Linked DNA regions of Mus musculus: all the other regions are linked to region 6. A link is a loop called in an ENCODE intact Hi-C map of the cell type or tissue named here. Cell type or tissue: heart. All regions are shown on one strand. Each heading gives the region's core, and the rest is flanking DNA. Links, peaks and the distances in the headings are about the cores only. Region 1 has its middle 120 kb from the start of Mylk4. Region 2 overlaps Gmds (GDP-mannose 4, 6-dehydratase). Region 3 has its middle 54 kb from the start of Gm40876. Region 4 has its middle 140 kb from the start of Gm40876. Region 5 overlaps Gm40876 (a long non-coding RNA gene). Region 6 has its middle 5.4 kb from the start of Foxc1. Region 7 overlaps Gmds (GDP-mannose 4, 6-dehydratase).

Evidence for each region. Peaks named below come from ENCODE experiments on the same cell type or tissue, not always from the same donor. Only the 100,000 strongest peaks of a DNase experiment are listed, where the experiment ranks them.
Region 1: a loop joins it to region 6, with 3 times the contacts of the local background. A loop is called at or near these places in 20 of 42 quality-filtered maps.
Region 2: it touches region 6 in a loop (6-fold over the local background); 33 of 42 quality-filtered maps call a loop at or near these places.
Region 3: it touches region 6 in a loop (8-fold over the local background); 34 of 42 quality-filtered maps call a loop at or near these places.
Region 4: a loop joins it to region 6, with 2.7 times the contacts of the local background. A loop is called at or near these places in 7 of 42 quality-filtered maps.
Region 5: a loop joins it to region 6, with 4 times the contacts of the local background. A loop is called at or near these places in 20 of 42 quality-filtered maps.
Region 7: a loop joins it to region 6, with 7 times the contacts of the local background. A loop is called at or near these places in 24 of 42 quality-filtered maps.

What each region holds. Positions count from the first base shown.
Region 1 is chr13:32,659,946-32,664,338 of GRCm38, forward strand. No RefSeq gene overlaps it. Among named protein-coding and RNA genes, the nearest start is that of Mylk4, 120 kb to the right of the region's middle. In heart, for the core only: a CTCF peak has its summit at 2,306 (motif pointing left); a DNase peak (open chromatin) is centred at 586; H3K27ac peaks cover 335 bases; H3K27me3 peaks cover 662 bases.
Region 2 is chr13:32,211,891-32,216,283 of GRCm38, forward strand. All of the region lies in intron 4 of Gmds (GDP-mannose 4, 6-dehydratase), which reads right to left. Among named protein-coding and RNA genes, the nearest start is that of Gm52055, 20 kb to the right of the region's middle. In heart, for the core only: a CTCF peak has its summit at 2,368; a DNase peak (open chromatin) is centred at 2,391.
Region 3 is chr13:32,409,445-32,413,837 of GRCm38, forward strand. No RefSeq gene overlaps it. Among named protein-coding and RNA genes, the nearest start is that of Gm40876, 54 kb to the right of the region's middle. In heart, for the core only: no CTCF peak of the experiment used is centred there; a DNase peak (open chromatin) is centred at 2,117.
Region 4 is chr13:32,601,922-32,606,314 of GRCm38, forward strand. No RefSeq gene overlaps it. Among named protein-coding and RNA genes, the nearest start is that of Gm40876, 140 kb to the left of the region's middle. In heart, for the core only: a CTCF peak has its summit at 2,217; no DNase peak of the experiment used is centred there.
Region 5 is chr13:32,491,123-32,495,515 of GRCm38, forward strand. Gm40876 (a long non-coding RNA gene) reads left to right here. Exons shown (of 4, transcript XR_873209.2): 4 at 1,939-2,159. Among named protein-coding and RNA genes, the nearest start is that of Gm40876, 28 kb to the left of the region's middle. In heart, for the core only: a CTCF peak has its summit at 2,388; a DNase peak (open chromatin) is centred at 2,409; H3K27me3 peaks cover 967 bases.
Region 6 is chr13:31,799,035-31,803,427 of GRCm38, forward strand. No RefSeq gene overlaps it. Among named protein-coding and RNA genes, the nearest start is that of Foxc1, 5.4 kb to the right of the region's middle. In heart, for the core only: a CTCF peak has its summit at 2,339 (motif pointing right); DNase peaks (open chromatin) are centred at 2,307 and 2,827; H3K4me3 peaks cover 1,669 bases; H3K27ac peaks cover 1,273 bases; H3K27me3 peaks cover 2,720 bases.
Region 7 is chr13:31,954,773-31,959,165 of GRCm38, forward strand. All of the region lies in intron 7 of Gmds (GDP-mannose 4, 6-dehydratase), which reads right to left. Among named protein-coding and RNA genes, the nearest start is that of Gm52056, 3.1 kb to the right of the region's middle. In heart, for the core only: a CTCF peak has its summit at 2,021 (motif pointing left); no DNase peak of the experiment used is centred there; H3K27ac peaks cover 1,484 bases.

The DNA.
Region 1 (4,393 bases), core at 226-4,225, 860 kb after region 6:
GTATGTATGAGAGAGAAAGAGAGACAAAGACAGAGAGAACTCACCAGTTCATAAACTCTGACAACCACTCTGCTGCTCTTTAAAACCCTCTGGGCAGATCTAGAGTTATTTGTGCTGCTTGTACACACTTCCTGTAATGATATAACAGTATTATTGCATACCCTTCTATAACTCTGTGTGTATTGAGTGAGATGCTATTTTGACCTGCACACACACAGAAAAAAAGAGCATTTTTACTTAAGAAAAATTGGAACACATCAGCTTTGTGCTGCATGCCCTTAACTTTCATGAAGCAGACTTGCCATTGGGAGCCACTGGGATTTAACCACACCAGTGTGGTTTCCCTTCGGTAGCTAAGATGCCTGGGACTGGGGAGTTGGTTTTACACTAATAGACTCCAGCTGAGTTAGGTGGAAGGCTGTTCCACAACAAAACCCTATCCAGAGACAAAACGGCAGTCTGTCCTCAAGAGTAGTTAGGGTATAGGTCAGTAAGTGTGGTAAAGCCGCCCTTCCGTGAAAGATCTGGAAGGAAGACAAGTGGTAATCTGCCCCGACTTGCTATTTTCTGCCTAGAGTGGCTGGGGCCCAGAAGGCTCAGGTGACTGACTGGAGCCACACTGTAGTTAGTGGCAGAGCCAGGATGTGCCTGGGACCAGTGACTCATGTCAGAGTTTCCTGGGCTCTGAATTCAGCAGAGGAAATGCTTTGTTTTCAAAGCTAAGTTCCTTTCCTTCTAAACTTCACTTCCTGCATCTAAAAGGGAAAAAATAACACTTTTTAGAGAACATGGTCAAAACAACAACAATAAAATGTGGTGATGTAAACACCACATCACTGAAGAACTGTCAATGGTGTCAGGACAGTAATGGGAATTGAGAAGGAGTATTTTTTTAAATGTAGAGAACATTCCAAATGAAAGTTAATGTTTGCATATACAGTACTGGGCTTTCTCAAGTTCATATCTAATGGCTAGGCCCTCTCCATCCTTGTCCCACTCCCTAACCACTGCTCTCCAAGCCCGCATCCCCATTTTCCTGTCAGATCATAGGCACAAGCATGCCAAAAGTATCATACTCACAAAAATGTGCCACGATTTCAGTCCCCTCCCCCAACACACATTACACGTACAGCTGTCGCTTTGTGTTTTTAAGGAATCAGGGAATTGCTTCAGCATTCAAAATATCCAGATGTGCTCATCCCAAACAAAAACTGCAACAGTGTCTGCATATAATCCTCTGTATATTCCTATATCTTTTCAATCATCTCTGGATGACTTGTAATAACTAACACATTGCGAGTACTGTGTGAGTACTTCTACCTCATTGTGTAAGGAAAGGTCTGTACATGTTCAACATGGATGCAGTGTCTGGCTGGGGAATATTTTCCATTCACATTGGTGCAGACCTAGAGATGTGAAGGACCGGCTATTCTCCACCATTCTTCGTTGATCCATCCTACTATACCTGTTGAATATCAGTCCAAGCATTATCTCCTGGGCACATCCTTCCATGACCTAGAGGCAGAATTTATAAATCCCTGCTGTGTTGCTTTGTTGCACCCATGGTGACTTCCACTATAGCATTTGGAGCCTTTGATTACTGTTATTTGATTACCAATGTTCATCTTTCCTTATTTGATACAAGGATGGGATCAACGCATGTCTGATTAAAACAAAACAAACAAAACAAAACAAAATAAAACAAAACAAAACAAAACAAAAAAAAAAACAAATGCGTAAAGGTCTCTGGCTTTAGCTTGGGGCAGAACGGTTGTACACAGAAATACCTGTTAAACAAGCAGCCCTTGCAAAGGACAAGGTTCAATTTGAGGACCCTTGACATTTAAAAAGTATTGTACTCTGTTCAATCCTGGAGCATGTGAGCAGTCGAGGAGTTTAAAGGTAACCAAGGACACTGCCACCTCAGGCATTTTAAACTGCAACTGAAATCCTAAGGTGAGTCTGAGGACATCTCATGCTTTGTTCTTTCCAGATTGTTCATATCACTGTGTATCTCATGCAGCAAAAAAAAAAAAAAAAAAAAAAAAGTGCCAGTAACAGAACCTGGGAGCAAAATGGTCTATCAAGGTGTAGGGGGACTACGCCTGTCGTATGGTGGAGTTTGCTAGACTCCCACAGTGAACTGAAGACTGACCCATGCTTAGGGAATTCCTTGGCTCCATTTGAAGGCATGCAAAGTAATATTTCTTAGACACCATCAGTAAGAGGCTAAGTGGTTGTTAAGTCCATAGACTCTGATCAAAGACTAACTTGGGTCCCAAGCCCAATACTGCCACCTGCTGATAGGTGACACTGTAAACTTCCATTTCTTCCCCCTTACAAACTTCCTTCTCTTCTGCCACAAAGAGGAGGAAACGGATGTTAAGTGCTCCACCTGTTGCAGAAATAACCAAATGCTGAAAGCTTATGAGGGTGCTCTGGTAATACTCATGAAACTAAAGTTTCCTATTTCTAGGAAAGTTCCTGGCTTGACCACTTATAGACAAATGTAGCATGTGCATGGCACACATAAAACCAAGATTACTGAAATACGAAGAAAATTAGCCATTTGTTACAAATGGAGATGTTTGTCTTGAATAATGAAAGTACATGTGTGGGATCCATTTGGTCACTGTTGTTATTGGAATATAAAACACTCCCTAGAGGCTCCTATGTTTGAACACTTGGTTCCTAACTGGTAGAGAACGTATCACTGGAGGCAGGTTTTGAGGTTAGATAGCCTGTCCCCACTTCCTGTTCTCTCTCTCTCTCTCTCTCTCTCTCTCTCTCTCTCTCTCTCTCTCTCTCTCTCTCCTCTCTGCTTCCTGAGTACAGATGAAACTTGATCAGCCAGCTTCCTGACTACCCTCCCTGCCTAACATTTCTGCTGCTGTATCTTTGCCATCATGATGGACTGTGCCCCCAGGGGAACTGTGAGCCACAATAAATCCTTTCTTCCTTAAGTTGCTTTGGTCAGGGTATTTTATCTCATCAGCAGAAAGGAAAATAATACAGTTACCTAAGTGACAGACAATAATTTTCTTATTATACCCAGCATTTGCTGTATAAATACTACCCCTCCCCCCAGACCTCAAAAGCATGTACTAGGTGAAAGGTGCGAATCCAAAAATGCTCCACATGGTATGACCCCAATGTGAAACCCTCTGGGAAACACACAAGTATAAAAGCAGAAAAAAAAAAGTCAGGGATGCCAAGGGTTGGGAGGAGGGAGGGATGAGGCTATGAACACAGCAGATTTCCAGTAAACCTATGCTTTTAGGTAATTTATGAGTACAAGACAATACACATTTATCAAAGTCTATGGTGTTACATCATGGAGAATGGAACCAAGGTGTAAATTCCAGAGCTCAGTTAACAATGATGTACCAATACCTGACACTTATGTTAGTTGGCTTTGCATTATTGTACTAATTAATTTGAGAAAAAAAGTTCTTTTTGGGGGGTTGCTTAGAGTTTTATTTTTCTGTAACTTTGGGGTCCATGGCAGAGCAAAATACCATGGTGAGAGAATGCAGCAAAGCACCCTGCTTCCCTCTCCGCATCTGGGTAGAAAAGAGAGAGGGAAGAGAACAGAAGTATCGGTATCCATTTTAAGGCCACAAGCTTCAGTTACTTAAAGCCCCCTTAATAGTCCCATTAATGCCCCAGTTCTAAAGATAGTAATTTTTTTCCAACTACTCCAAATCTGATCAGATCTCAGAGCAAATAGATTGCTCTCTGTGGTATAAAGAGTAGCAGAGCCCATAGCCTTCTTTAGCTGACAATAGTCTGAGAACAATGACTATTTAAAAAGCAAATCCACAGGGCTGAGTGTGAAGGTTGGTAGTAAAGCATTTGCTTAGAACATGCAAAGCTCTGAGCTGAGTCCTTAGCACTTCACACATGTGCACATGCACACAGAGAGAGAGAGAGAGAGAGAGAGAGAGAGAGAGAGAGAGAGAGAGAGAAAGAGAGAGAGAAAGAGAGAGAGGGAGACAGAGAGGGAGATGGAGAGAGAGAGAGAAAGAGAGAGAGAGAGGCCACTATTCTTAAGTCCGAGGAAGATTTCCCAAGACGAATTATAAAATGTCTAAAGGAACACTTCAAAGACTCTAATTATAGCCCAGTATTACATCATATACAAACAACTGTTGGTGACAGGTTGTATGGATAGCATTTTGAGGGATTCTAACACGTACTACAAATGACAGAGTGACTCTGAAACAAGGATTCATTTCCAAAGGTCCTGCATTCCCAAGGGCAATGGAGCAGGAGTGCATGCTTTGTCCTCTGTGTGGCATGCCAGTCTCTTACATGACAGTTTTACAAGGACTTTGCAGATCTCAAGTGGTAGGATTTGTTCCTGCAGATCCTGACACTGGTCACCTACAGT
Region 2 (4,393 bases), core at 301-4,300, 410 kb after region 6:
TTGAGCAAGACAAATATTACTTAAGCTATAATGTTATAAAACATTTTTAAATATCTAAACTATAGTAATGTTTACTCAAGTAAACAAATATAAAGTGATCATAAATTAAAGTTTATTGTAAGATGCCAATAAAACATAGAAATCTTCCTTTATGTTTCATATAAATTCCATTTTAGTTTGGGGGAAAAAGGTGCCCTTTTTAAAAGTACATTTAAGAGATTATGAGAAAATCAAAAGTATTTTATTATTTATTCAACATTTAAATGTTTGTATAAAATATAAAATAATATCAAGGAAAGTTAATATACCAGTGATAACATTAATAAAATCAGCAGTTTGTTTTTAAGCAGAGAACAAAGCTCTTCTGTTAGTAAGCAATACAAATCGCTCATATTGGCTGTGTGCAACATGATTCTTTTGAAACCAAAGAGTTTGAGGAAGTGATGTTGCAACCCTGTCCTTTTTATGAAAACCATGGCAAAGAAAAGGTCAAATAAATAATACGTATGATACCATCCTATTAAGAAAAAGCACATAGTCTTAATCTAATGTCTGCCAAATGAGCTAAACATACAAAAGGAAGGCAGTTACCTAAAAAAATACAATATTCTGGTTAAAAATTATTTTTCAAGTAGTATATACTATTCTAAACCTCATTAACAAGTATTAACAATAACTTACAAAAGAATTTGTATATAATAACCTATACTTAGATTTTTTTAAACATGTAGGATGATAAAAGTTCACCTTATTAAATTTTACTAAATTAATTAAAATTATCAAAAAATTACATGTATACAAATCAAAACTTGTATAGTTTTTATGTTCACGTAGCAATGCTAAAAACATAAAAAGAGTTAACACAGACCTTCCTGTGCATACAAATTAAAGCTAACACAGTAGATAGTTTAAGAGAGAAAAACTACCTAAGTACATATCTTTTCTTACCAATATGTGGCAGAGCAAACTCATTTAATCATTAATAAGTAACAAGAAACAGCCAAAATATGTTTTATGCGTCATTAAAACCCCATTGAGGCCATTACAGTCCCCAGCAAAGTGATGCTGGAAACCACCTTTACCCTGGCCACCACATTCCCTCCTGACCTCACTCGGCTGAGGCAGCTAGAGGGTGAACGGCAAGACTCTCATGTAAGCCTTTATTAACTATGAGAAATAAATTATATTAAGTGTTACTTTTTGAACTCAGAAATGAGGGAAGGGGTTGTTAAGATATCAAATTTACTAGGAAAATAATTATGTGAGAAATAAGTTGCTGTCACATGAGAGACTTGCCAGATGCTGTATTTAAGCAAGTTGTTATACACACCTTTAGAATCAATTTTGTGACAGAGAGATTAGTCTATGATACTAAATTGCCTGAAGAGAATTAAAAAAAAAATGGTGGGGGAAATGTTTGGTGAACAACATTGCCAGTTCTTTAGGAGTGTTTGTAAGCAGTAAGAGACCACTGTGATTCAATTGTTACATTGTTACAAAATGCCCTTCTACCCAACTTGCAGATTGCAGGCTCTAATAAGTGCGCTTCTATTTCCTTAGCTCCTCCTTTCTGTGATTTTTACCAAATACAATTCTAAAACTTGAAAATTACCTAGAAGTTTGTGAGAACACACAGAAAGGTCGTCAGAGCCAGACACATATTAAATATTAATTATAATGATGACTGTCATCTTCTACAGTGATTATGTCATTATATAGGAATGCTAATTAAGGCATAAAATGACTTGTTAATTGAGAACGTGTTCTGAACAAACACATTTGTACTTGTGTATTTAATAGAAAATCCAGCCTGGAGACTGGGCCGTAATAGACTGCAGTTCTATTTTTTAAAATGCTGACATTTGAGCAAATGTTCCCATGGAATGTTTGCCTGATTCGTGGACTGACATTTCCTCTTTGTAACTTGCTTAACTAAAAAGGAGCCATGCAGGCCAAACCCCACAGTGCACACAGGCAGTAGGCCATTTCTCGCCACTGAAACTTTCGTAAGGTTTCTCTTTTCCTTCCCTCTTCCCGTACCACCACTCTGTCCTCACTGTCTTCTTATTTTGACACACACAATATCATAGCTGCTTTTAGTCATCTTACAATAGAAGACGTACCTGAAAAGATTAAGATTTCCCACCTGGGATTTGTCCAGAAATTCAGTGTATCATAGTCCCCCACAGCTTCTTCCATCCTGCTATACTTGTGTGTTATCAATAGTAGCTTTCTTTCTTATTTTAGATTTACTTACACTAAGAACCCAGGGAACCAAGCTGATGGAAATCAGTGTGTATTGTCACTCATCTTTCATTCTAAAATCAAGGCTGACCTCCATGTCTGTGGCACTTTGCTGCCATCTATGTGTATAAAGAAGCATAACAATCATCCTTGTGGCAGAAACTCTGCCTGGGTCCCTAAAGGAACAACCCTGTCTCTCAGCTAGATAAAGGGGAGCCTTCCTACCCTAGAGCAGAAACTTGCTGGAAATTTCTAGGACTTCCTCTGTGAAGCAACGTCATTAACACTGACGTGCAAAGGCGCATTATTTAAGGCATCTAGTTTTTATCGGAGCCAATAGTTTTTTACCCAATACAGATATTAATAAAATATTTTTAGCATAGTCAATACTTCTCCCATTACAGAATTATATTATATATTATATATTATATATTATATATTATATATTATATATTATATATTATATATTATATATTAATTAATATAATGACTTTTAAAGAGTTAACTATTGAAAAAATAAAAGTAAAAACTAAGATACTTAAAAAACTTAAGTAAATAAATTCTATAAAATAAGTTGATTTTAATCAAAATTGCCATTTAAATATCTTGCCAGGACAAATGACCATTTAGCCAAAAAAAACCCCTTATAATATTTAATATAAGGTAAAAGCAAAAGTAGTCTTTGCTCTTGTGATGTAAAAACAAATGCTATGGTGTAATAACCATTTCCCTGCTAACCAACACTGAAATGCTTCTTTCCAGAAAAGACAAGCGAGTCTACCAGAGTCTGCCACAGCCGCACAGCCCGGCTGTGAAGGATCTTAACAAATGCACAACAGACTCACATTCCAGAGTGAGTGCTACGGAGTAGGAACACAAAGAAAAGGAGCCTCTCTTCCAGTCATAGGGAAGAAGGGTGACTGACAGTCAAGACGAGGGGCTGTCCTAAAGAGTCGGAGGTCGGGTTTGTTGATATTATTCATTTCCTAAAGAGAAAAGCAACAGAGAGAAGAGCGCTGGCCCTGAGTCACCAAACAATGAGAAGCCCTGATTATGCTACTTCCACTCTATTGACCCATTCTTCACAACTTCCCAACACCATCTCTGTAAAATTCCATTTTACTCATTAATACTATGACCATATATAACTTAGCTCATATTTCAAATGCACCATTTTCCAAAGAGTTCTCCAAGTCCTACTGATGAATTTAGCCATTATAACAGACCAAGCAACACTTCATGCAGTCTTATAAATAAAACTATTCTTGCCAGGTGTGGAGGCAGAGGCAGGTGGATTTCTGAGTTCAAGGCCAGCCTGGTCTACAAAGTTAGTTCCAGGACAGCCAGGGCTACACAGAGAAACCCTGTCTCCAAAAACAAAACAAAAACAAAACAAAACAAAACAACAACAACAAAAAACTATTCTAACTGCACATTATAAAATAAACATGCAAAAGATACATAGGTCGTTGTGATTTAATATCAATTATGTCTATTAATCATTGATATTAATATTTTAAAAGTACACACCACATAGTACATAAAATTTTCTTGTTGCTGGTACTGATAAAGTATCAATTAATGATTAACATAGAAACCAAAATAAAAAGTGCTTATGCATTAAATTTCTTTGAATTAAAAAGGTCTCATTTTATCTTTTTGTTCCAATTTTAAGGACTGTACTTTAAAAAAATAAATTTATAAACAAAATACGTACTAAAATGATGAAGTGAGATTTGTGCCTAAAACAGGATCTATTAAGTCTCTTAAAGGGGAGCTTAATTCTTCAAATACAGACACCAATCTGAGAGAAGGCAATGTATATATGCCTTCAAATATTAAATAAACCTATTATTTATACACTCATCTAATAAGAAATTCTAAAATCTGTTTCCATTCATCACAAAAAGAAAAGAAAAGAAAAGAAAAGGTAATTTCACTCACATTACATTTACTAATGACAACATTTCTTCCCATTAGTATTTACAAAATCACCTTGGACATGAACATTAAGATACACATGAACATTTAGTGATTTGATTAATTTTAGCTTAATATGCATAAATTGTTCCAAGAGTGAAATACTTTTGATTTTATTTAGTTAAAAAAAAAAGCTACTACTGTAAATAGATTAAGTTTGGAAAAGCTA
Region 3 (4,393 bases), core at 270-4,269, 610 kb after region 6:
TTACTTCATTTCTTTAACTACAGCTTCCATCTCTCCACGTCCTTCTGCCCTTTCCCTTTCTTTCCATTCCGACCAACTTCTGTGGAGTCAACTCCTTCAGAAGTTGCACACATAGGTCAGATCATACGACATTTCCCCTGGTGCCTGCTTATTTGTTTGTGTATGTGTGCATGTGTGTGCATATGTGGAGGTCAGAGGTCAACATGGGTGTCTTCCTCAGTCATTTTCCACCCAGCTTTCTGAGACCAGGTCTCTCAGAGAACCCAGAGTTCACTGACTCCCCTAGACTGGCTGGCTAATGAAAGCCAGGGACTTGCCAGTCCTGGTGCTGGGATTGTAGACACACATCACCGTGAACAGTTTTTACAAAAGAACTCTGCCGTTGTGTTCCTTAATGAAAATACGGGAGCTTGATTGACCCCCATACACCCGTGATGGATCATGTGTTTAGCATGAATGAGGCCCTGAATTCAATCCCCAGCACACATACATACAGAACATGTATGCTTATATATATAAATAATGTAGGTATCAAAATCAGTATCAAATTCTGTTATGTAGCTCTCTTTCCTGTCAAGTATTTTTAAATTCTTCTTCACGCCTGTGTCTGTGTGCTCATGTGGAGGTCAGAGGACAATTTCCAGGGGTCAGTTCTCTCCTTCTACCACGGAGATTCTGAAGGTCAGATTTAGATCTCCAGGCCTGGGGGCAAGAAGTACGCTTGGCCACTGAGTTCCCTTGCTGGACGTGCTCTGCAGCTTGAAACAGGAAATGTCTTAAGTGGGAAGAGTTTTAGTCTGTTGCAATATAGGGCCTCACTGTTGGGAGTTGGGAGTGATTTGTTGCAGGGTTGCTCCTCTGCTGCAATCTATTGAAAGTCAACATGTAACAAGGGAGTGTGTGTGTGTGTGTGTGTGTGTGTGTGTGCGTACATGTATGCTTGTGCATGTATATGATGTGCGTATGTGTATGTATGTGGGGTTCGTGCATGCATTTGTGTGTGTGTGTGTGTGTGTAGCCTTGTCTTTCTCAGTCTTTATGGATTTTGATGGAAACAATAAGATGTTGTTCAATTCATGATGGGATTAGATCCTAATATGTACTGTAAAATACAAGGCATATAGAATATTCTCAATTTACCAGGCATAAAGCTCATCTTTCCTCACTTGAAGTGTGGCCACAGTTAGACAAATTTACCTAGCTCAAGGCCTGTGTAATAATTTCATGTAACTCACTAAGCGCAAAACCAAGATGACTGTTTGATACAGTTTGCAGTGCAATAAAACTGCGGGGGGAGGGGTACCCTTCAGTTGAAGAAAATGAGGAGCTGTCTATCTGGGCTCCTCATAACAAGTTATTTTCTATAAGTCAGTTGCAAACCTTTCCCCTGGAGACTGCCTCTGGGTGTTATATTGTTCACAAGCTCACAATGGTTTGCCCATCCATGAGTGGAAGGATCTACTCTGCCTCCTGGGTCCCCAAAGCCTAAAATGTTTACTATCTAACCCATTAAGAAAAGTTTGTTAACTAACTGTTCAAGAGGAGGTGAATAACTGAGCAAGGCCTTTTGAGGGGATTGGTGAAGCAAAGTGAAACTCTGGTGAAGCAAAGTGAAACTCTGGCGGAGAAAAAGAACGAGTAAGCTTATCCCTGTGATAAAGTAGGATTTACATTTACATGTGTCTTTGACGGTTATGATGGGCAGTGGGTTATCCTGTGGGTGAGATTCAAAGTCGTGATGTCTGAAACTGTTCCAATTAGTTAGCAAAGAAAACAAAGCAAAGTAAAGTACAGATAAAGACCCATCAAATGAAAATACAGCTGATAGAGAAGTCTGGGGATGGGGTGGGGGCGGGGGGGTGGGGTGGGGGGGAGATCTGATTTGAATCACGGTAATGGGTATGTCGCATACAGGATTCCGGAGCCACAGGGTCTGTTTCAACCAGTCGAGGTCCAAATGGGAGTGTGCTTCACATCCACATGTTGTTCAGTGTCTCGCTTTTAGAAAGTTCCCATGCAGTTCAGAGGCCCTGTCCTGCGCAAGGTAAACAGTGGTGCTTTGCTAACTGTGGAACAGATAAAGTGTCTATCCTTTTAACTAGCGCTTGGAAACCAAACATGTCCCATCAATTCAATGCCATGCCCAGAGCCAAGAGAAATAGACGGATCATCAGGCTTTACAAAGGGAGTTCACAGTAGTCTCTGATATGATGGAACAATATCTTTGAAAGTTTCAAAACACAGATAAGATGAACTCATTTGTATTTCTTGGGAATTACTCTTTTGAAACAGTATGTTCCAGCCAGATGTAGGGTGTTCTGGTACGCAGTCAATACTGCCACCTGCTGGCTCGATCGAGGAAGGCTACTTTGTCAATGTCACAGAAATGTGACGGAACTGAGTTAACTTGGCAAGATGGCATTAGCTGACATTCTGACATTTAAACTCTCTTATTTTCTTTGCCAGTAGTGTTCGTGGAGTTATAGCCTATTTTAGATTGTTGTTTTCACAGTTGTGAATGCGTGTTTACAGCACACACCCACAAAATGATTCTGGTGTGCTTAGGTATAAATTTACTGGTTATGAATCTTTGTGGTGCTGCTGCTGCTATAATTTTTCTTCCATTTCCTTCTTCTACTCCCTAACTTCCTCCCCGTCTCGTTTAAAGAAACAGGGTTCAGTTTGGCTGGCCAGGTTGGATTTGTGTCCTTGGGATGAAGTGATCATCCAGTGGAGCTGGGACTGTAGGCATTCACCACTGTCTGGCTGTTCATTAACACACACACACACACACACACACACACACACACACACACACACACACACACTTATATATAAATACAATATGTTTTTCCACTTAGTGTTACTTGCATGTATATGATTTCAGGGCTCAGCACTTGGTGTTTATCTTAGTTAGGGTTTCATTGCTGTGAAGAGACACCATGACCACAGCAGCTCTTATAAAAGAAAACATTTAATTGGTGCTGCTTACAGTTTCAGAGGTTTAGTCCATTACCATCCGGTGGGACACATAGCATCATGCAGGCAGACATGGTGCCAGAGGAGAGTTCTATGTCTTAATCTACAGGCAGCAAAAGGAGATTGTGTTCTACACTGGGCATAGCTTGAGCATAGGAGACCTCAAGCCTACCCCACAGTGACATCCTTCCTCAAACAAAGCCGCACATACTTCAACAAGGCCATGTCTCCTAATAGTGCCACTCCCTTCCCTATGGGCCAAGCATTCAAACACATGAGTCTTTAGGGACCAAACGTATTCAAACCACCACAGTATTCAACAGCCAATTAGGAAATTCATCGTTAGGGAGGACTTTCTCCCCCACTCTCAGCACTCTGTGGCTGCCCATAAGATTTCCCATGACTATGTTAGCATGTCCACTGGTGTACTTCTTCGGATCTTGTTCAGTCAGCCATTTTGTTGAAGTACCATGGGTGAAGCTTTCATGTCATTTTAAGAAGGCACAGTCTCAAAGCATATTTTTCTGGTCCTCTGGCTTGTACAACCTTCCTTCCATCTCCCTCTTCCTTGAGGTTTTCTGATCCTCAGGTGCAGGACTTGTGCTCTGCTGTGCATTATCAGTTGAGGTTGGGCACTGCATGATCCCCGTTTGACTGGTTGTGATTTTCTGCTGCAAAGAGAGGTTTCTCTGATGAGCACTAAGAGCTACACTTATCGGTGTGTATAAGGATAAGTATTTAGAGTTATGGCATGTTAGGAATTATGCTGGCTTAGTCAAGGTCATAGTAGATTCAGCTCCAAGATGTATGACCTTACCAGCCTGAGGTAGTTGGCTAGATTCCCAGCACCAAGTGTGATTCCCCTCCTGTTGAGTGTCGAGTGTGACTAGAGAGCCATGGGTTACCACTAAGATATGATTGTCTTTCTTGCTGTCTTAGGGTTTTGCTGCTGTGAACAGAAACCATGACCAAGGCAACTCTTATAAGGGCAACATTTAATTGGGGCTAGCATATAGGTTCAGAGGTTCAGTCCATTATCATCAAGGCAGAAACATGACAGCGTCCAGGCAGGCATGGCACAGGAGGAGCTAAGAATTCTACATCTTCATCTGAAGGTTGCTAGCAGAATACTGACTTCCAGGTAGCTAGGGTGAGAGTCTTAAGCCCACACTCACAGTGACACACCTACTTCAACAAGACCACACCCACTCCAATAGGGCCACACCTTCTAATAGTGCCACTCCTGGGACTGAGCATATACAAACCATCACACTTAGACCTTTAGGGTTATTGTGCCATACTAATCCTCGCTGTGGTTTAGCTGTGTTGTGTTGGAGCTGGGTAAGACTGTTGGTTGCTTTTGTCTCTTGGCAGTTTGGATAGCTTGCATACCTTTCAGGAACTATGAAGGCTG
Region 4 (4,393 bases), core at 112-4,111, 800 kb after region 6:
GAGAGATGGTCCATTGAACTACATTCTTAAACTATGAAAGACATCCAATCGCCCTACAATCCCTGTATTGTAAAATTTTATGTCTCAACTATATTTAATTTTCCATCACCCAAGCTCTTGGCTGGACTTCTACATTTTCTCAATAATGACTTTTACTTGGCAAGCCGTGTTAAATTTAGCAGAGGCTGGGATGCTGTGTACCTCTGCCCTGGGTCCCTTGATGGGGTCACTTCTGAGGCTGTCCTGGGGGTTCTTTCATTGTGTTTGCATACCCCCATCACTAATGCTCTGTGTTCATAGGAGATGAACTGTTTGAAAACCCACCCAAACAGCCCCATCAGGCCTTTTATATCTATCATTCTATAGTGCAAACTAGTGTCTCCACAAAAGTGGCCTTATTACAAATGCCCCAGTACTGAGGAGTGGAGTGTGGTATCTATTAAAGAATTTGTTCCAATGTTTCATCCTACTTGGATGTTCTATGTCTTTTGTATTTATTATTTCTGGTGCTAAGGATTGAACTCAGGGCCTTGTGCATGCCAGCAGGAGCAATACCATCAAATCACAAACCCGGCTCTGGTAGGATGTTTTATAAGCTGAAAACAGAAAGAACCATTGTCTGCAGAGAGCCTGTGGTTTCAGTGTAGAGAAAGGGCAAATCACCCTCTCTGTTCCACACCTGCCACAATCAGGTCTTTCTGTGTCTTGCACAATGATTACACCGAGGAGGAAGAAGTGAGGCAGAGGAAAAGTTTGAAGATTTTCAGGTTCTACCAGGAAACAAAACACAGAAGATTCTTGCAGGGGTGTTGTTCTAGCTATAGGTGACTTCTGAAGCATGCCTTGAGCTCCCAGTGAATCCTTCATCCTGGGTCTGTCTCTGATTGTCTCCCTGTGTTGAGCCACACAGGCTGTTCTGACCCACACTCACAGCTGTATTCATCCACAAAACACTCTCTTCTTGGGCCTTTAATACATTTTTTCCTCTGATTAAACACTTTAGTTTCTCTGATGAATTGCCTGGCCTTATATTCCATGTGTGTGTGTGTGTGTGTGTGTGTGTGTGTGTGTGTGTGTCACACCACACACACACACACACACATTCCTTCAAGTCCCAGTGTGAGTGTCATGACCAAGAGAAGCTTTTATCTTCTAAACCTTGTGCTCTAGCCTTACCTATCTCCACTGTGGTATTTTATGGAAGTCTGTTCACCTCTAACCTGTGAACATGCTTCGCACGTACATGCATGGGCAGTCTCATGTATGTGCACCCACACCTGCAAATGCACACTAGGCACATGTACATTGGGACAGACATTACAATTTCAGTGCATGTTCACATGCCATTACAGATGTGCATATATACTGTGTACACTGCATGGGGTGAGACATTGAGTCTTTCACCTCTGTAACAAAGATCCTTGCTCATAGTAGGTGGTCAGTAACCTGCTATCAGATAGGCAGTAGATGAGGAACAACGTACTGAAGCACATACTCACCTTAGAGTCAGCTGATATAAACATTAGATCAGAGCTTCTCTATTCATTTTGATTCCAGACAAGTTCACTGATAGCCATGTGGACTTGGAAGCTCCATTTCTTTTCTACAGCTCTCCTATCCAATCAGATAAAATACAAAGTTTCTGTCCAGAGTGAGGTAATCCCATCCCCCCAAAAGTTCCATCAGAGATTCAAACAAATAAAAACAAACTTCCCACTTTCAAGCAAACTACTATTGATAGTAGTCAACAAGCATGGAGAGAGATCAGCATATACCACAAGTGGAAAGTTGTAGCCCTGCTCACTGTCCAAGATCAACCCACAACACAGTTAGAACCAAAAGACTAAAATAAAACACTATGAGCCACACACAGCTATAAGGACCAAGAAATTTCAACCTCATGAAAACTAATGTAGACAAAAATACATGCATGCATGCATACATACTCACATGTCTCCATATACATAAGTAAATAGATCATAATTAGGTAAACAGACATATGGATGATTAAGAAATTTAAACGGTGTGTGTGTGTGTGTGTGTGTGTGTGTGTGTGTGTGTGTGTGTGAGGGCAGGCACTAGTCTGTCTATTTAAGACTGATGATAAATCTAGCAGTTCATTCATGCTTTGCTCGATGATAAGGAGGAAGTAAAAGCTTGTGTTGTGGCCAAAGCCTTTGCCACATTAAGCCCTTGGTAAAGATCTCCAGTGCCACCCAGTGTTTTCTAGAGTAGGAATAGATTGTCTTTTATTCTCACACCCACTAACACAGGATCCAGTACACTGCTGGGTAATGAGGATGATAATGCCATCTGACATTTATTTTGTACATTTCGTATCTCAGTTGGCCCGTGTGTTTGAAGGCATGTTACTTCCACACCCTACCTGCAAGGCTTTGAGCTTTGAGCCAAACCATCCTTTACTCACGGCAACTCCCAGTCCCAAGGGCCTCTGAAATGTGCTAGACTCACATGCACTGGAACAGTGACTCAACCGTGCAGTCTTCCAAAGACAAAATTCCCGTGTGTGCCTCAGAGTATTCCCTGAGGCACATTTGCGTACTCTGAGGGAGAACATCTTTATTTTTGACAGCTTGGAACTTTCCTCCAGTGCTCTTAACTCTCTTTATGAAATTTATCTGAAGATCTTTGCTCCTAGAAATGCATCTCATGGGCCAGTAGTAACAGCAACGCCTGGGGTCTTGTTACACGGAAATATACAGGCATCTCGTCTCAGACCTTGGAGGCTCCCAGGGGCTTATGTACATATAAAAGCTCCAGCATCTATATTACAAGCAATTTATAATTGTTGCACATATGCACATGTGTTTTGTATATTGACACATATAATATCGACATACATCCATTGCACATGCATTAGGTATATACTATAGTGCTTTGTGCATTGTTATCTATGTGAGTGTTATACTGAACACTCATTATAGATACATTTTTATGTATAATGACTTTATATAAAGATAGCTACATTGTGCCTACATGAAAAATGCTTAGCATACACAGGGAATTTAAAGAACATCTTCTTGATAAGCGTAGTATGTATTCTACATATGTTTGAATACATATAGATTTTTGCTTGTTTTGGCAGGTTACTGAAAACACATAGAATTCTCAGGTACTTCCCCAGCACCATGCTTGCCTGACTGCCACCAGGATGAGAATGAGCTAAACTTCTGAAACTGTTAGCCAGCCCCAATTAAATGCTTCTGAAAAACCCCAAGTGATAGTTTACTGATCACTAGTTGAGAGTCTTTTAATCTGGTAATAAGTTGAGGAGAGGGCTTTGTTATTGCTATTACATTTTAAACACTATATAGGACATTTGTTCTGAACCTCAAGAACCTGACCCTCACAATATTATGAAATGGGAATTATCAGGGGAAATTATAAGCTAATAGTCGTGTGCTATTTGGAGTAAATGCAATATTTAATTCCTGGGTGATCCTGCCTATCCTAGTGCTGATGTTTTATTAATAGAATAATATGTGCTGACTGGATTGTCCAAGTCGGTGTTCTATTGCTGTGAAGAGACAGCATGACCACAGCAACTCCTAAAGAAAAGGAAGCATTTAATTGGGGTTGGCCTACAGTTTCAGAGGTTTAGTTCATTTTCATCCTGGTGGCAGTGAGGCAGACATGGTGCTGGAGAAGTATCTGAGAATTCTATGTCTGAATCTGAAGGCAGTAGGAAGAGAGAGAGAGGGAGACAGACAGAGAGAGAGAGAGAGAGAGAGAGAGAGAGAGAGAGCCAGCCACTGGGACTACCTTGAACTTCTGAAACCTCAAAGCCCACCCCACCCCCCATTCACACACTTCTTCCAACAAAGCCACACCTCCTAATGCCTCCAAAGTAGGACCACTCCCTGATGATCAAGTATCCAAATATGTGAGTCTAAGAGCGCCATTCTTTTTCAAACCATCATCATATGGACAGCTTTCTTTATATGTTAGAGAGGAGACGAGAGAAAGCAATGATCTCTTATCTCCTTGTGTGATTTACAAACAGGAGAGAGCTGTTGTATTTTATTGTGTAGGGAACATGTAAAATTTACTTAAAACATTAGGAAAGGAGAGTGACAGATACAGAAATTCACAGTGGCAAGGCTGACAGAGAGGTAGTCATCCCTGGAACACCACCATCTTGCTCTGGAGTAAGACAATGCCTTAGACTTCTTTTCCACAGCCGAGGTTCCCATCATGCTGTTTGACACAGAGACCATGCTCAGTAAAACTATTCTGAGTTTTAGATCTCAACCTCATCAATCAAGAGTTGTGCTAGAGCAGAGCCTTGCACAGCACCTGTAGCTTCGGGTGGACTGGAAAGTGCTGGTAGCTCTCACTCTAGTCCACCTTTGAGGTGGCTGTCAAGCAGCAA
Region 5 (4,393 bases), core at 312-4,311, 690 kb after region 6:
TTTGACTGTTTTGGCTCTCACATACAGTTCATATCAAACAATTGATCTCTTTTTGTATCTGGTTTATTTCAGTTAACATAATGTCCCCAGGTTAAGTGACAGAAATGTCTAAGGGTAATGGATAGTGATCCAATTATATATATCACATAATATAATATTTATATCTATCACATTTTCTTCATCTATCCACATGTCAACAGACACCTGGTTTCAGTTCCATCACTTGGCTACTTCAGACCATGCTGCTGGGGCGAAGACAGCAGACATACTGACTACAGCGCCCTTGGATGCATACTTCAAAGAGTACTGATGGACCACAGGGTTACTCTGCCCTTTAGTTCTTAGGAACCTTTAGGGTGAATAGTTTCCCATAATGGTTACTCCAGGTACAAGCTCACCAAGAGTATATAAGGGCTCCCTTCTCTCTGCTTTCACGCCATGAAGAAACATAAGCTGGGATACCATGCTTGTCAGGTTGGCTTTTGTTTGTTGTCACCTCAAAGCCTCAGGGAACATGCTTAAATGCTTCATTCACGTGACTGCTGGGAATAGGCTGGCTCTCTGTCCCTGTCACCACAGAAATGAAGCTCACGAACAGCAGATACTACAGTAGATGTTAACTGAGGTGGGCTATTTGCTCTGCCCCCTGCGTGTGGAGGAAGGGTAGACCTGCTTTTTATTCTCATTCTGTGACTTGGGCTGAAACCCACGTGTTAGCTGCCAGCCGTACTTCCAGTAGATGTGGTTCCCCAGTCGAGCTGCGCATTAAACAGAATGGTTAGTTACTTCAGCATTGAGATGACCACCACACCTGAGAGCAGTAATGGAAGGGATGAACGGTTTATTTTGGCTCATGGGTTTCAGTCAATTTAAGGCGGGGACAGGGAAGGTATGTGGAGCAGCTCGGCTCCTGGCCATGAGAGCTGCGGCAGAAGCTGATCATCACTGTAGTGAACCAGGAAGTAGACAATGAAGCAGACACTAGAGGCCAGGTAGAAAGAGTCAAAACCTACTCTGAGCTGCCTACTTTTGTTGGCTAGAACCCACCTCCTAAATATTCCACAGCCTCCCTAAATAGTACTGCCAGCAGGGGAACAAACATTCGAAACCTAGCCAATGGGGGCACGTTTTACATTCAAACCCTCACAAATATTAAATCAGCCAAATTGTCTCCACTGGGCTCTTGGCAGCTGTATACGCTCTGGATAACGAAGGGGGTGGGGGTGGAGGGGAAAGACCTGTCTCCTATCTATCCCCAAACCTGAGCACCAAGGACTTTTTCAAAGCATGTAAATTCATAGACTTCTCTTTTCATCTTTGCACACAGAGACTGAACCCAAAGCTCCATGGCGACTGGATAGAATAGTCCTGCTCGATGTGTGTACCCCCGCTATCTGAGAGTCCCCCTCCTTTCAGAGGAGGCACAACTAAATTTGAGTTCCAGATAAACACCAGATACTTCTAAAGTGTTAAGCGTGGCTCCCAGATTGCACGGGGATATACTTACACTAAAAATAATCTTATTTATCTGAAAACCAAATTGAAGCACTCGTCCTGTGCTCTGTCTGGCAACCCTCCTAGGAATTATGAAAGTGTGCTTGAATTAAAGCCAGCTTTCTCTGCTTGTTCTTCTAGAATATTCTGAGCATGCCATAAACTTGCCTGTGCTTCTTAAATTGATTTATTAAGTTACCTGTGTGGTGTGGAGCGGTATCCGACCAGACTAGTGAGGAACTACAAAGAAACCTCTGTTGAGCAGGAGCAAGTTCGCTGTGGGAACGGAAAAGGCAGGAATTAAATTGGGTCTTCTGAGTTTAGGCTTCAGGGAGGGAAATGAAGAAGTGGCTAGCGAAGATCTTAAGTGTAGCAGTTTGAAAATAACATTCAGCTGTCAGAGCTCTCCGTTTAGAAGTGTATCTCTCTGTCATTCCTTGCCAGGTTTGTGCCCGGAGAAATGCAGTCAGCGAATCTCCTTTACAACGCCAGGCTGATGGTGGCCAGATGTCAATCTGGGTGTTTCTCTATTTTACTGCTGTTATATTATCTTTAAACTACTGAACAATGGTTTGTAATGAGACTCCTAATATACAGTAGTCAAAATCATCAAGTTACAGAGTCTGGAAAAGCCCATCTTGAAAGTATTTTCAATACTTTCTACCCTTTTCAGAAACCCATTCATTTATCTCAGTATCTCATAGTTATAGGGCCCTACGTTCACACTCTGAACAAATAAAAAGAACTTCTGGGGAAAATATGTTGGTGTAGTTATTGTTTTCATTATCGTACATCATGTTCATATTACTGTGGGAAAGAACCCTTTTCCCTTGGAAAGGAAGTTTCCTGAGAGGTTTATGTGTGGGAGCACACCGGTACAACATCGCCCTCCACTGTCTGCTAAAGGGAATGCATGCTTTCGTGGTCTGTGAAGAGAAAGCCGGAGCCAGGAGTTTTAAGTAGGTCTGTCATGTTAAAGGTGGGTTCCCCCACTGTTGCAAGCACAGGTGTGAGGTTATCAACAGAAGTGATGGGTTGGGCTTGCACCATTAGTTTTTCTAAAAAGCAAAAACGATATGAAGTGTACTCCAATTCTAGGTGGGGATTAAGAAAGGGATTGAAAATCGTCTTCAGTGAGTTTTAGCAAGACATCGTCACGAAGAACGGAAGGCTCTTTATCTTGTTTGTTCTCCTCCCTTATATTGCAGCAGATCATGATGGACAAAAGGAAAGAGAGATCCCCTGCAGATCTCAGCAGCCAATCCAGGAGCTGGATGTGTGCTGACTCAGGTCCCACAGCATCTAAGCGTTTGCTGTGCCCTTTACCCTGTCCATCTGGCAGGGCAGAGATGTCTGTTTATTTTATAGTCACTGAAGTCTGGGAGCAATGCCTCCTCCCCAGCGTGACTACTACACTTAGGCTGGCCTCTGGGGTCACCTAGTATTCCAACCGTGACTCTGAGTCAACACCAAGTGTTAGTGAAGTGTAGGTTTCATAAGCTTCTCGGTCCCACCATTGCGTTTTGCATGTCTTAAGCCCGAAGTACTTGCCTTTTACTCTAGAGTCGGTTATTTCTCTTAGAGTAGTGCTGCTAGATGACATTTTACTTAGTGTTGGTGGCAAAATGAGTTCTCAAAGTGTCCCATTGATGCCTCATTGTAAGGAAGGATTTGGGAGGGTGGGCTACCTGTCGAAGTTTATTGCTCTCTTAAGTCTGTTTTATTCAAGAACGTGTGTGAAGTCACATTCAAGAAAGACGAGCAGTTAGTTTTGGTCTGTTGGCAAATGATTCTTCCACCCCAGTGGCGTGTGAAGTGTTAGGGGGGAATTATAAGTCGGGTGTATTTGGAAGGAGTTCAGATTCTTGGGCTCAGAGGACACTGTTGGATCAAGCTAAGGTCACTGCCAGATGAGTACACTGAATGAGAGGGGTGATGTTTTAGTGTGCTTCATAAAAGGAAGAAGCTGGTAGCATCTTAGTCGGTTTTAGAAACTTAGACTCGATGATTCTGCTATGTCTCTAAGTCTGATTCTTCCAAGCATTGACTTCCAAGGAGAAGCAGCACCGGACAGAAGCCAAGCCAAGCAAATGTAACCCTTTCACAGCCCTCAACGACGCTCCTTAAGTGAGGCTGTGTAACCAAACACTTTTGAAAACTGTGCTAAATAGAGTTAAAGAAAGCGATACTTCGGGAGACATCAGATTCTGAGAAATCCAGGTTAAAAATCCACCGTCAAGTGACTGTCTTTCACCTACACTTTTCGGCTTGTTTGTCACTGCAGGCCAGGGGCAATTCTGCCTCTGCTTCACTAAAGGTGCCACATACACTTCTGTGACCAATTTCCATAAAGTTCGCTTAACAGTTCAAACTTTATTAAGACTCTTGACAAAAACAGCTGCTAGAATTGCAAAGGAATGTAATAATAAAAAAAAAAAAAGCAGAGCCAGAAACAAGCAGTCTATAAAAGCAATATCCACAGAGGCCAACTCCCCCTGGGGTGCAAACTGATCCCAGAGTCTGTCCATACCATGCGGATCCCCAAATGGGCAGACAGCAGGACACCCTGACCCAGCGGAAGCTTCCTGCCTGAGGCTGTGGCCATCGCTCCACTGAACACCAAGCTGAGGTCAAGGCAGGATGCCAGATTAAAAAAAAAAAAAAAAAAACAGGCCAAGAGAAGGAAGGCACGGTGGTTTTAAAGAATGGGGACAAACTGGAGCAAGTTCATTTCATGCTGGTTTTATTACGCAATAAAAAATCGCCAACACATACTCATTTACTAAAGAGAAAACAAGAAGTGTTTAGCTGACTGGAGTCTCCATATCATTTCACACTGGAGAGGTGCACAGTGAACTTAGTGGGTCCTGTGACTCCCTGGACAATCTTAGGGTAGATT
Region 6 (4,393 bases), core at 136-4,135:
TGGCGGCAGGGGCGGCGGTGCACGGGGTGGGGTTGGGGAGCAGTCCTGGCTTGAGGTCCTGAGGATCTAGAAATAGCCACAGCTTTTGCAGGACAAGCTTTGCCAAGCCCCTTGGTCTGAATTTTATAGTAAGGACTGAGAAGAATGCTCCCAACCTTGCCTTTAGGGTCTGCAGCTTCCTAGTTGCAAGGTCCTGTCTGATTGGTCCCTGAGAACAGTGGCTAAGAGACAGCACAGAGCTGGAAGCAGGGCACACGGGTGCTTCTCTATTTTTCATTTGCTGTGCTCGTTGGAAACAACCTTGAAGCAACTAAATAGGGAGAGTCACCAAATAGCTTCCAAAGAGCGAGAAAATACAACTCCTCATTTACCTATCCAGGCTCAGGAGGCCGAGGCAGGAGCATCTTGAACTCAAAGATCGCCTGGACAACTTCGTGATAGGACACTTGCCTAGTGTGTGTGGTCCTGGGTCAGGCTCACGTCTCCAGTGTGAGCAGCTCTGAAATCACGTGTAAGGATGCACGTAAACAAGTCCTGCCCAAGTCCTGTACACTTCACAGACAGGACACGTTAAGTATGGATCTGTGTATAGGAATTCTTCCCATAGTTATTCAAATACAACCTCACAGAAAGGTCTTGTAAAGGGCAGCTGTTATGTGCCCAGCTGCTAGAATCATGCTACAGGAAAAAAAAAAAATCACGATTCACATCCACGTTGTTTAGTAAAGGGATCAGTGACCTGAAATATCCTTAGAAGTTGGCATGTGAGATAAAGGTAGAAATTTGCCATTTGTGACAGTCACTAATTTAAATTTCCCCCTCTTGTTTGCACATAAACTATGTATTTACAAGGGGCACGTTAAGGTCCTCCAGACTCAATGAGTCAGTCTGGGAGGCTATATATCCTGTTGGCAGGTTATTTATTCCCCTTAAGCTTCCCTTCTCTCACGTGCAAGATGCAGATAATAGCATCCATGTCAGGGTCCTTGTGAGGGTTATTTGTAGCACTTGGCAGGATGACAACGTAAGTGCCCCAAGCATCTTAAGTATTCTTATTAGTGTGCTTATTAGTGTCTGTGCTTCAAGAGAGACACAGCCTACCAAACGGATTCACCTTTCATTGGCATTAGAGTGCTACCCTTAACCAAGCTTTGGGGAGGAAAAAAATAGCTGCTTCCCTGGTTGGATGGAGAGAGATTTTAAAATTCCAGCTGTGGTCTTTGTGACCTCAAACAAAAGGAAACCTTTCCTAAAAGTAATTTGGGGTGTAAGCCATGATTACATCTAGGGCTCAGGAAGCCAGAAGCCCAGAATTCAATGCCACACACACACACACACACACACACACACACACACACACAGAGAGAGAGAGAGAGAGAGAGAGATTCTGGATACATTGCCGTATTTTGTAGCTTAAACCTAGTCAATTGTTGGTGTTAAAGAAAAGGGATTGTGAAAGACATAGCTAAATACTATGGTTCAAGTGTCTCCTTTCTTTGCACATGTTTATTTCTATCTACTATTCTGTGGCCACTTGCTTCTGTATTTGTCTTTTTCTTACAGCTTCACTTCCAAACTAAACAGCACTCACTAATCCCAATGCATACCTCCTCAGGTGCCAGCGCTGAGCCTGTGTCTATGTCTGCAGCGTATGTAAATACTGGCGCGCCTCTGCATTGGTAAAGCCGTAGGTGTGCATGGTCTGTTCTCACGCGGTGAGTTGGGGTGTGTAAATGCATGCGGGGGTGTGGGACCTCACCAGCAGCCACCATCACTGCCACTCACTAGTCCTGTTCTTTAAACCGGTTCTTTGGAGGTTCAGTTTTTGGTAATTAAGACTAAGGAGTGTTTTAAAAACAGAAGTACATTTTCCTGGAAACCAGCAGTCTTCATTTGCAACTTTTATTGGCAGACCTGGCGGCCAGTAAATGCATTCCTTGGCATCTCTCAGAAAGTCATTCACTCGGCGAAGTGGCTTTGCCTTTTCTGTAATGTGTACATCAATTTAAAGGGGCCTTCTGGAAGGAATGTGTCGCCGATGGCTGAGAAAGCCCCAATCTCGGGTCACTTCCGACTCTAGGAAGAACATCCCAGATCTATGCCTGCGGGGATGCTCACTGGGATAGGACTAGTCTCTGGGGAAGTGAAAGTTGCCGCCCGAGAAAATTGGGAGCTTCCTTCCAGCCACAAGGTCCTCAGTCAACCTGTCCCCTCACCCCCACCCCACCCCCACTCCCGAGAGGCTCCAGAAGGGAAGGGACCGTCCTTCGCCGGCCTCTGGAACCGGAGCGACCGCAGAGGCAACGCGGAGGTGAAGCAGCGGGCGGCAGGGGGCGCTCGGAGCACGCGCAGTGTTGGGGTCCCGCACGAGCAGTTCCGGAGGAGCAAGACTGGCCCAGAGCACCTAACCGCGGGGAGCTGGGCTCGAAGCTGCCCAGTGGTCCGAGGTTTCTATGTGTCCCCTCCTTTCTTGCCTTTGTCTCCTGGGTAGTAGAAAGCTGCAGAGTCGGAAAGAGGCTACAGGTCCCCGTGGCCACCCCTTCCATCTCCAGTCGCCTGGGAGCCTCAGACTTCGAGCAAGGCTCGCCGCGCAGAATCAAGTGCTAACTTTTTGTATCGTACCTTAAGACCTGCAAACACCCAGCTTTAGTCCAGGGCACCGCGGGTGCCCCCCAACCCCACGTCCCCGAAAATGAGAACTGTGAAACCGACTGCTTCTTGTGCACTCTAGGTCTCCACATTTGCTGACCCAGAGTACAGTGAGGTGCACTATGGGGTGCGACCCAGAGTTGGGGCCAGCTGGGATTGCAGGCGGCAGACTAGGGGTCTCTACGAAGGGCGCCCTGGAAGTCAGGAAGAAAGACCCACTGTAGCACTGTGGTGCCTGAGTTCTTGGCAGGAGACACCGGACCAGCCCTCGGTCTGCAAGGTGCAGCCATCTCCACTGGCCCGGGCATCCCGAATCGTTTTGAGGGTCTGTCCCTCAGAGCACAGCGTTTCTCCCAACACCTATGGACCAGGGGGTGTGGGTGCTAAAGGGCAAAGTTTTCTCTGCAGCCCGGGGAAGGTGCTGGCTTCGCCCCACTGCCCGACGGTCGGCGCCAGTCCGCACCCCGTAGTTCCTGGCAGCGCAAGTCTCCCCGGTCTGGGGACCTGCTTGTATTTTACAGGTCACCCGCGATGTGAGGAGGCTGGGAAATGAAGGGGCCTCTGCCTTCCCAGGCCCTAAAGTTGGCTGCCACCATGAGTCTGTTGGGAATCTGGTTCATGAGGATCCAAGGCACGGGCTTATGCCGGCATGCACGACCCATTCTTTCCCATCGTCTGCCCCTTTTCAAATTTTCTTCTTCTTCTTCTTCTTCTTCTTCTTCTTCTTCTTCTTCTTCTTCTTCTTCTTCTTCTTCTTCTTCTTCTTCTTCTTCTTCTTCTTCTTCTTCTTCTTCGAAGGGGCAGTTTGGCTCTTCATCTACCTCTTCCTAGACAAAGAAAGGCTCAAGTCTTTGGTGAGCAGGCTCCAAAGTTAAAGATTCATTTCTCCTGTGTTTTGTGGCCTCGTTATGGCTCAACTCCACTCTGAACCGGGACTGGCTGTGGAAGTGTGGAGCTTTCCTGTAAAGGGCTGACAAATGGATCCACCCCAGGGGTTAAAGAGCAGGTGTTGGCTCTCTGTCCCTGTAAGCAATTAGAGAGGCCAAGAAGACTAACTTTGAGAACTTGGGAGATGACTTTAAATTATCTCATGCAAACTTCCTGCGGAGGGCCATGTCTAAATGGACGACTATCTGATTAATTCAACCAAACAAATAAGCAGTGTAATCATTTTGTGTTCGAAGTAATCAAAAGACAAACGCCTTTTTTCGTTTTTGTTTTGTTTTTTTGTTTGTTTGTTTGTTTGTTTTGGTAGAAGTCGTTCAAAGGAAGGGGTTGAATTAGAGGAATCCCGTTATGAACGTTCTGCTGTCAAGCCTCCGAAGGAGGAAGTCGATTCACAGGAACTCGCAGCCACCCAGGTGTTTGCCCACCCACCCCCATCCCCACCGCGCGCCTTCTCCCTCTGGTGAAAAGTCACACGGATGACAAAACCTATGTGCCGCCTGATGGTTTGATAACAAATAACGGGCTTTGACCTTAGGACATCCTCCCCTCCCACGGACTTCTGGAGAGGAAAAAGGCCAAATGGAGGACTAAGGGAATTCTCTAAATAATTGAAAGACACCTCCAAAGGGACTTTGCCCTACTTGTCTGTCGTGGTAGCCTCGTGGGAAGTTTCCCATACACACTGCTGGGACAGTTGTCGCCGGCCCAGGCCCACTTCATCTTCCAGCTGGGAAAGCCACCTCTACTGACACCAGCCCCCTGGGGAGCCGTGGAGGGTTGTACCATCTCGGGTACA
Region 7 (4,393 bases), core at 104-4,103, 160 kb after region 6:
CTGGGGTGAGGGGTATACAGAAAACTAAAAAGGACAAAACTAAAATCTTTTTTTAAAAAAATGAAACAGAAAGTCAGTAAAAAGAATGCAAAAACTCCTAAGATGAAGCTCTAAGATCCTGACAGAAAACAAAAGCAACACAGTGGAATTCAATTCTAGAAAAGTCACAAAAAAATATAAATCTGTCTTTTAGCAGCAACAGAGACACACTAGTAGTCTCTCTAAAGTTAGTCTGTCTGCACTGTCACACACTTACTGCTTGCTGTTCTATTTATCTCAGTTGTCAAAGGGGAAATGTCCGCAAGCAGGTACTGGGAGTAGTTTCTAGTCACTTTTTTCTCTTCCCTAATACTAATTATCTTGTCATTTGGTACTAACTGAAAAGACAAAATGCCCATTCTTTCACCAAGGAAGGCTCTGGCTGATGGGTTACTCACGATGAAACTGAGGGCTGTACCCAGGCTGCGGTTGGGACAGCACAGCTCAGAGCTGGCTGCCAGGCAGGCTAGTGAAGGCCACGCTCAAATAGCGAGCAGCCAGACCAGCCTTTCAAGTCAAGTGTTGGCTTGTAGACACATCAGTTAATCAGCTATGAAATCACCACCACAATGTACTTATTGATCACACAGGGCTAATGACGCAACTCTTGGCCTGGAGAGGATGTGTGCTTCATTCTCTCAGCCTCCAACCTTCAGAGAAAGAGCACTTTGAGTAGTGTTTACGAAAGGCAGATACTAACTGTGATCTGAACCTTCCTGTGGAGCTGGGCAGTCAACAGCCTTCCCGTGGCAGTGCATTCACACTCACTGCACTCAAAGAACTAGATGGTATTAGCACTACATTGCACTTTGGAGGAATGTTTTCAGAATGTCTCAAACTGTCAGGATTCAAACTAAATTTTAGTTCAATTTCTCTAGATTTGAGTATATCTTTGAGATCCTAGGGAATGCTAGGATTCACTTTATGAATGAATGTCATCATAGAGAATCTACTTACTATTCTAGAAAACTAAAAATTAAGTATTTTTAAGAGCAGGCAATTTTGTAGTAGTCTACATGCCTCCCCAGACCATTGGCACACTTTTACTGCTCCTTCGAGTGAAGTAGCAGATATGCATGGTAATCACACTGCACACCCTGCTGTTTCTATAAACTTCCTTCTAAGGCTGGAAAGGAATAAAAAGGTAGGTGAGGGTGACGAAAGGTTACCAGACCTGCTCTGGGAGGCTCCAAGGTAGGCCATGGGACATGAGAGCATAAACAAGGTTGTCCCTTCCCGACTGACCAGCTCCAAATTCTGTACCCTAGAATGTATCTGCTAAACTACAAAAACAAAGAACAAACTTAGTTCTGACTGGAGGAAGTGGGTGGTGCGTAAGCTGAAGAGTCAGTGAATTAAGTCTTAAATATAAACTTCCCGTAAATCAGTTCTTCAAAGATACAGACATAACAGTCCGGAGTCTCCTTGAGAGTGAGTACTCTGACTGCCTAGTGAGAAACACTCCCTTCAGGGTACTCTCCTTGCTATCAGGCTGAGCTGCAGACTGTGTGCACAGATCTTAGAGAGTGGGGTCAGTGTGAGAGCAAGCAAACTTGATTAAGTGACAGCACACGATTGTTCCTTCCTTTCTATTTTCTTTCACATAGATTGTCCTGTGTGTAACAGATTCCAGGAAAAACAGGAATTTAAAAAAAAAAAGAAGAAGAAGAAGTAAAAGAAAGCCCAAGTATTGTATTCCTAACAGTACAATGGACTGCGTGTTTGCTTAGGGGTACATAGTGGGGACAACAGGACATCCCAGTTGGCATCATGGTGGCTCCAAGATCTGTAAGGCAGTGAGTGGGAACCCGTTTTTGTTTGCAGGACACATTACTTTTTCCACTCAGTGTTATACTAGAACTTTGCTAGAACTATTATGGAAAGGGGTTGGGGTTGACCATTTGCTTCAAACTATGTACAGCACCCATTACTACAGGGCTTAGAGAGATGCACACCAGGAGGAGACGGCGCCACCTGCTGGTGGTGCCCCTGCAACCCTCTGCCAATCAGAGGATCTCTCAGAGGCAACAAGCAAGGACAGCACTCTAGTCCTAACTATTCCCTCGCTCTACTTCTTGGAGCATAACCGCTAGGACCAGAGTTTAGGAGTTAAGAAAATGTTGTGTTTATTTGTTTTAAATAATCTGATTCTCAGCAATGAGCGCAGTGCAGGCCGCTTAGGAAGCTTTTCTGTGATCACACATGTACTTTTGTACATGACAGGTGGTAGTCTTCATACCTGTAAACTGTCTTGGGAGAGGAAATGTGAGAACATGAACTCAAAACAAAACCGTGAGTCTTGGAAGATGGCTTATTTGGTAAAGTAGTAACCATGCAGGCACGAGCACCTGAGTCCTTTTTCTGGTACCAACAAGAAAAGCCAGGAATGGTGGCATGTGCTTGTAATGGAAATGCTAGGGGTGGGAGCAGAGACTGCAGGATCCCCAAGGTTCACTGGTAGGTAACCTAGCAGAACAGTGAGCTCTAGGTTCAGGGAGAGACTCTGCCTCAGAAAGACAGTCCCCGAACAAAGCCACCCAATGTTGACCTTGGTCTCTACATACATGCACTTGTATGATGCACATGTGTACTTAACAACCCCTCGGGGAAAAAAGAACCCAAAACTTGTAGAAGAGGTGTGAGCTGAGATGTTCATTTATCCAAACACAGCGTTTTTATAGGAAAGTGGATGGACGTGAAGGGACAGTCTCCTCATTGTTGTAGGAAGGACTGGGCTACGTTTGTCACTGGGTAGGCTGGTTACTTTCACTTCAACTCTGGCTAGAGGGTTTTAGATACCCAATCCAATAATATATGGAGAGTACTTTGTGATCTACCACATGTTATTGCTACTATAAATGATAATATTATTGGAGAGAATTCCTAGGTTATTATCTAAGAGATCAGTATTCCATAATGATCCTCAAGATACGATGTGATAATTTCCTGGGATGTTATCAAACCAAACATAGAAACACAGTATTTTTCAGAGTGCTAATTCTTTTAAAATACATTGTAGAACAGAATCTGGACCTTCAACATCTCATCCTTAGGAATTTCTGATTCCTTGCCCAAACTTGGTAAGGTAGCAACAGGCCTTGAAAAAAAAAATCGCAAACTCCTGGCACTCTCTCTCTCTCTCTCTCTCTCTCTCTCTCTCTCTCTCTCTCTGTGTGTGTTTATGTTATGTCTCATATATATAGGTTTCTTCTGTTCAAAAAATAAATTTATATTATACAGGGAAACAATCCTAAGGGGGTGGCCATGTTTTCTTAATGGTGAGCTGTGTTACTCATTGATAAACGACTTTCCTTTGCTAAAAACCATGTCTAAATAGTAATCTAGAGTTTAACGAAAATATATTTCCACCTAGACTTCTCAGCGAGGAAGAAAGACGTATAAATAGCATCTAAACATAAGGTTGGGCAAAAGATTTAAACAAATCGGATCCTTTAAAAGGTAGACAACCAATTAAACCAAACCAAAATAGGCCAAACAAACAAACAAACAAACAAACCAACAACAAAACCTTTTCAAACTGATCCCAAGGTGCAGACTGTGCTGTGTGGAAGCAGACCGCAACGTAATCATACCAGAACCCGATGCCAGCCTTTATTCAACATCATTTTCCTAATCATCTGGGCCTAAGTGCTTCCAAGCTTTACTGTTTACTTTGGCAAAAGGCCTCTTAGCTCCTCTTCTCTCTTCCTCGAGCTGGGATGGTGTTAACAAGGTTAGGTAGGAATACAACCCATTAATAGGCCTTGAGAGCTGTGGCTGAAATCCTTTTAAACAGATAAGAGGGCAAGTGGGCAGCATGAACCTAGGAGAGAGCAGGGCTAAGCTTCCTAAGTGTTCATTTGGCCGTAGCTTGGCTGAGAATCATCAGGAGGTTTTCCCCAACACTTTTTGTATGAAAATCAACTAAGGTTCATTCCATTGTTTAAGTTTACAGATGGAGAAACTGAGCCATGCTTAGAAGTCTGACCTGCAACAGGGTCACATAGAGACTGAGTAGGAACACAAGGCAAATTTCCTGCTCCCTCGGCCAGTTTTCCACCCTTTCTACCCGTTGAAACGAAACAGCAGAAGCTTAGTTTTTGATAAGCAGTTGCATGAAAACACATTCTGTGCCAGATTCTCTCTGGTGCCCAAAGACACTCCCTGATGAGGGTGAGGGCTCACTGAGCCCGTTAACTCCTTCACACCCTGGATGCAGGGTCTGGAGTTAGCAGGAGATCTAGAAGTATTGGGAAGCCTTCTCTAAGATTCCATACAGAGCCCTTCTTTCTTCCTGACCCATACTCGCCTTTTGACTGGCTCCTTTGAAAAAAGCCCAGTCCCCTGCTGAGCT